2 separate regions of the Homo sapiens genome follow, and region 1 is linked to region 2. Evidence: read pairs that join two places in POLR2A ChIA-PET (ENCODE). Cell type or tissue: GM12878. All regions are shown on one strand. Each heading gives the region's core, and the rest is flanking DNA. Links, peaks and the distances in the headings are about the cores only.

Evidence for each region. ChIA-PET counts read pairs that join two places held together with the same protein. Peaks named below come from ENCODE experiments on the same cell type or tissue, not always from the same donor. Only the 100,000 strongest peaks of a DNase experiment are listed, where the experiment ranks them.
Region 1: POLR2A ChIA-PET joins it to region 2 with 6 read pairs; 4 of 35 experiments call an interaction of 5 or more read pairs at or near these places.

The regions. Positions count from the first base shown.
Region 1 is chr21:31,325,927-31,328,840 of GRCh38, forward strand. The region is part of intron 2 of TIAM1 (TIAM Rac1 associated GEF 1); the gene reads right to left. Among named protein-coding and RNA genes, the nearest start is that of TIAM1, 17 kb to the right of the region's middle. In GM12878, for the core only: no CTCF peak of the experiment used is centred there; a DNase peak (open chromatin) is centred at 1,175; H3K4me3 peaks cover 685 bases; H3K27ac peaks cover 734 bases.
Region 2 is chr21:31,265,796-31,268,709 of GRCh38, forward strand. TIAM1 (TIAM Rac1 associated GEF 1) reads right to left here. Exons shown (of 28, transcript NM_001353694.2): 4 at 215-1,188. The coding sequence starts at 1,177. Among named protein-coding and RNA genes, the nearest start is that of TIAM1, 77 kb to the right of the region's middle. In GM12878, for the core only: no CTCF peak of the experiment used is centred there; no DNase peak of the experiment used is centred there.

The DNA of each region.
Region 1 (2,914 bases), core at 192-2,691, 60 kb after region 2:
AGAAATTGTTTAAAATGGAGCTAAAGACATTACATTTAAAATTGAAGAAGAGCATCCCTTTGCAAACCAACCGTGTTTCTCACGCCCTCCAGACCCTCCAGACCCTGCTGAGGCCTCTGCTTTTCCACTGTCAGGCAGAGTCCCCCTGGAGCAAAACTGCTGTGCATCTGAACACCCTGACCCCAGCGAGACCCCAACTCCCCTCCCGCAGGTGAGCCACTGAATTCCTCACCTATTAATGACATGTCCTGATTTTGTTTGGTTTTGTTCTGTTCCATTTTTCTTATAGAATGCCCCATTCTCTAGGAATGGAGTTGAGCAGCTGCCACTCTGTCCTCTGATCAAAGTTATGGTCCTCTCCTGTCTTCCTGTTGTCCCAGCTCACCTGAGAGACTTTCTGGGAAGAGACTCTTAGAGGGAAGGGGAGTACTATGGCATTCATGGAGAATCCCCAGTGACCAGCTTGGAAGGCAGCTGAAATTTTCAAAGGAACTTCCTGCCTATCTGTATCCCAAACTAAAAAGATAGAAAGAAAACCAAACAGCTTTACCAGTTAACAATACCATCCTTCAGTGCACACCATCAGACTCCAAATAATCCATATTAAGTGGTAAAAGCCCATGAACTGGAAAGAAAGAAGGCTTCTGCAATGACAACAACAAAAAGATAGGGCAAGTCCCTAGTATCTCAGGGTATTCCCCACGCCCTGCAGATGTGCGTGATCATACACTTCCCACCAGGTAATACTCGGGAAGTATTTAAGATGCTAGATGAAAGGCATTTGTTACCCAGGGGCAATCCCCCTAAGTTTCTTGCAGTGGTGATTAAAGCGATTGCCCTCCATCCCTTCCCTACCTTCCAGTGATGTGAGGTTTAACTAATGTGCACTTGGGGTTTTAAGATCCCTAGATGAAAAGAGGACCAGATGTGAAAGTTATTATTATTTTGTTCAAAGTAGACGGGTATACTAACATCTGTGGGCAAGTTTACCACACGCCACTTAAAACAGGCTAACAGGGTCATATGCCAAAACGTTCAGGTTTGCATTTTTGAAAAGCTCAGAGATCTGACAGATGTGTTCCGGCCGCGATTTAACATGCGGCTCCAGTGAGAAGGAAGCAGATATGACAAATGGTTCACTTATTTCAGAACTAAAACCCCAGAGGAGCAGCCTGAGCCAAAAAGGGAAGTGATCAATGGAAAAGACGGTCGAATCTGCTCACAGGCAAGGCAAGGGGGCAACACAGAGCATGTGCAGGGAGGAGGAGCTTTCTGTTTGGAAGGTAAATGAAACACTGGGCTGCAGAGAACCCGAAATTATCTTCAAGCATTTTTTAGCCACGCTTGAACTCATTCTAGAATTCATCAGCTAAGTACCCTTATAGGATAAAAAGTCCCTTTCTTCATCTTCTATAAAGAAAGAGATCTGTGGGCTGGGCGCAGTGGCTCATGCCTGTAATCTCAACACTTTGGGAGGCTGAGGTGGGCAGATCATTTGAGGTCAGGAGTTCGAGACCAATCTGGCCAACATAGCAAAACCCATCTCTACTAAAAATAGAAAAAATTAGCCTGGTGTGGTGATGCACACCTGTGATCCCAGCTACTTGGGAGGCTGAGGCATGAGAATCGCTTGAACCCAGGAGAGGCAGAGGTTGCAGTGAGCTGAGATGTGCCACTGCACTCCAGCCTGGGCAACAGAGTGAAACGCCGCCATCTCAAAAAAAAAAAAAAAAAAAGGAAAGAAAAGAAAACAGAAAAGAAGAAAAAAGATTTGTGCCTAGAGAAATTGCAAAAATAAAGACCACCCCACCATCACCCTGCACCAGTAGGATCCAGACTGTGTGAGCAATAAGAAAGTCTAATCGATGCCCAAACACAGGCTTACTGAGAACCATGGTCCACATGAAATGGTGCGTAGTCTCCTCCCAACGCAGCTGTCAGGGAGAACCTATGGACCTAAACCAGATCGTGTCTCCCTAGTCCTATCCACAACCCTCAAAGGCTTCCCATCTCACCAGCAGTCCCGCAGACCCTGCCCTGACGACCCTCCTCTGTCTTCATCTCCTTGGCTCTCCCACTTTGCTCTTTCCACCCAAACTTCCAACATGCCCAGCCCAGCCCTCTGCCCTCTGCCTCGATGCTCCCTCTGTCAGCACAGGGCTCGCTTCCTCAACCCCTTGCCATCTTGGCTCCAATGTCACCCATGCAGTGGGGCCTTCCTAACTCCCCTATGTTCAAAAGCTCAAACACCCAACACTTCCTTGCTTCAAGGGCCTCCACTGTAACAATCACCTTCCCACATGGTACATGTTGTAACTACAGTCGCCATTCCCTATCCACGGGTTCAGTATCCATGGCTTCCATATCTGTGGACTCAACCAACCGTAGATCAAAAATATTCAAAATAAATCAAGAAATGATTGTGCCTGTACTTAACACGTACATATTTTATTTTATTTTTTGAGACAAGGTGTCACTCTGTCGCCCAGGCTGGAAAGCAGCAGCACAATCACGGCTCACTGCAGCCTCAGCTTCCTAGGCTCACATGATCCTCCCACCTCAGCCTCCTGAGTAGCTGGGAACACAGGCACACGGCACCACGACTGGCTTATTATTATTTTTTTTTTTTATTTTGCTCTAAGTTCTGGGATACATGTGCAGAACGTGCAGGTTGGTTACACAGGTATACATGTGCCATGGTGGTTTGCTGCACCGATCAACCCGTCATCTAGGTTTTAAGGCCCGCATGCATTAGGTATTTGTCCTAATGCTCTCCCTCCCCTTGACCCCCACCCCCCGACAGGCCCAGGTGTGTGATGCTCCCCTCCCTGTGTCCATGTGTTCTCATTGATCAGCTCCCACTTATGAGTGATAACCTGTGGTGAATTTTTCTATTTTTTGTAGAGATGGGGTC
Region 2 (2,914 bases), core at 212-2,711:
CACTTCCCTTAATCCCCACCCCTTAACCACAGAACTCTAAGAGGGGCAAAGCAGAAGAGAGAGAAATCCTCCCAAAACAGCACCAGCTGCAGCAACTACCAGGCAAACAGGGTAAAACCCGATTAAAAGATGGAAATCTTCTAAGAGCAAAGTCATGCACTTAAAGAGTCATGCACCATTCCCAAAATATTGAAACAAATTTCAATCACTTTACCTGAGTTGTTTTAGCTCTTCTGCCTTGCATGCTGTTGCTATGGCTAATTTGTGGGTTGGTGGCACCTTCAGAGAGACAGTGAGATTTCCTACAGGGAAGTGTGTTATAATTACTGTACGGAGGAGTCTCTTCAGCAGCAGCTGGTGGCATCTTATGGTTTGCAAGATTGGGAATATCAGACACCAAATTCCGACAGTAGCCTGCAAATTTGCTCCCCGGCCCCCCGTTTGCTGTCACTCCAGAGTTTTTCTGAGCATACAAGTCACCCAAGGAATTGGCTCTCTGACAGGTGCTGAGCTGCCGCGGACTCGCCCGCGTTTCCATCCCCCGAGCCTCCTCGCAGTCCTTCTCTTCGGCGGAACCCAAGATTTCTTCGTTGCTTGTTAAATGTTCTTGGCTCAGATCAGAGAGTGAGAATTCCAGGCTGTCCTCCCGCCAGATGTCTGCAGATTTGGAGCGTTTCTTCTTAAAGCTCGCCGTCTCCATGAAAGTGGGCCCATTGGATGTATAGGAATGCTGCCTCCTGCCTCCCTCAGCCAAATATGTAGCGTCATCCCCGTAAAGCCTGCTCTCCTCAGTGTCTGGCATGCTCTGCACAGAGGCTGCTGTGAGGACGATGCTGCTGTCTACGCTGGGAGTGACAGAAGAGTCAGTGTAAGACACAGGTCTCAAGCCCATGTCCACTCGGTCCACCCAGATGGGGCTCCCGAAGTCTTCTAGGGTACCATCTTGGGAGAAGGGCTCCAGGCCATTTTCAGCCAGGGACTGGGGGATGCTGGGGGTGCTGCTGGATCGGGTGCTCACTTCGGAGTTCCTGTGGATCACCTTCCCCGAGGAAGCGTGCCTGGTCCTCCGCGTCTTGTGCGAGAGGCGCAGGGAGCGGGAAGTGTGCTTGCGCCCCAGGCTGGCATGCTTTTCTCCATAAAACTCGTGCTCTACATGTTGACTTTCTGCGTTTCCCATGGTTTTATGGTCTGCAGCAAAGCGGGGGGAAAGGGGAGAATTGAGTCACTATTAGTACAGGTATAGGCATCTTAGAGAAAGCGCTCAGCCTGCAGGGAGGGCAGAACACCTTGGCTCACAGGGGTTGTTAGGTAAGTAACAGCACAACTTCCTATATGCACCTGGTAGGTTCTCGGACTCTTACCTGGGAGCAGGTGAACAGTAACATCATCTACTGAGACTGCCCCCTGAGATGTGAAATGAGCTCATAAATATGAGCATCAGAGAGTTAGACTTGTCTCTGCCCAGAGAGAAGATGGCCACAGGCCATAGCTGAGAGCGCTGCTTTTGGACAGCCAGAAACTCTGCTGACCTTGTCTTCCTTACTAAACATTTGAAGTTCTGCTCCTATCTATACATTGAAAACTCTGAAAGTACAAACCAAAATGTTCACCAAGGGAGTAATTTCTGTTTGAAATGATACACATATTTCAAAAAACAAAACTTAGAGGTGCATTTGGTAACCTCCTTCCCTCCCTGACAATGGGTACGTTTCGTTTTTTCATTTTTTTTTTTTTTTTGGCTCTATTTGAGCTCTAATGATACTTCAAAATCAATCAAAAATGGAAAACCTCAAGGTGTAAGTCTGATCAACTTTTCCTAGTAAATCAAAGTCAAAAATTAAAAAAAAAAAGCTTTGACCTTTAATGTCACAGCCTTCTGAGAACCTGGATTTTGGGGCATTTGGGGAGGGCTATGGAGGGGTGGTGGGGATGGGCAAAACAAAATAGAAAAAAATAGAAACTCCGCTCTCTGCTTAGCAGTAGATTAATGGGTTTATTTCTGGGAGCAAATCCAACCTGTGAACATTAATCTGGTACAGCATGCCCTGCAAACAGAAATTCACATTGTGAAACCACTAAGTGTGATTCCGCCTTCTGGGGCCCCCCAGGTTAATTCAAGTCCCTCCTTAATATTTTTACAGTCTCTCTCACTGACCCGATGACACAATTCTGTTACCCACAGTGGGAAAGAGAAAAATCTTCAAAGCTCGACAACTGTGACTCTACTTAGCCTATTCTTGTTCCATGAAGTCTCTCTAGCGCACTTCAAATTGTATGCACTTAAGATAACGCACATGAAAATAGCTGGAAAGGAAAGAAGAAAAACAGAGTAACTGGGCATATCTCTGAGGTGGTTCTTTTAACCACCTATAGAGCCATTCATTCAGAAAATACACATTGAGCACCTACCATGTTCTAGAAGCCAGAGATACAGCAGTGAACAAAAGGGACACATCCCCTACTCTCATGAAGCTAATTTCTAGCCAGGGAAGGCACGTGATAGACAAGAAAGTAAAAGCATCGTGGTGAAGCAGGAAGTGATATTACCGTGATCATTGCAAAGAGATCGAAAGAGCCTGGAACACAATATACCTTCACATTGATCCCAGACTTACTCTATAATTCCACTGTTCAGGCTAAAACGTTGCTGAAACTCTCACCAGCACATCTTCACTGAAATAAAATTTGTGGCAACACAAAGGGAAACCCTCCATTGAATGTTCCAGTGAGTTCAGGGGTAACTCATACAGACACCAGATGTTAAGCTGTTCCCAGGCTGGAATATTCCCCACCAGGTCACACATCACAGGAATCTCAGAGGGAATTTTCCAATAAAGACAATCTCTTTTTTACTAGGAGCAAGTAGATTTCAAAGCAATATGTTCACGCTTCTCTGGTATCTTTAAGAAGCAAG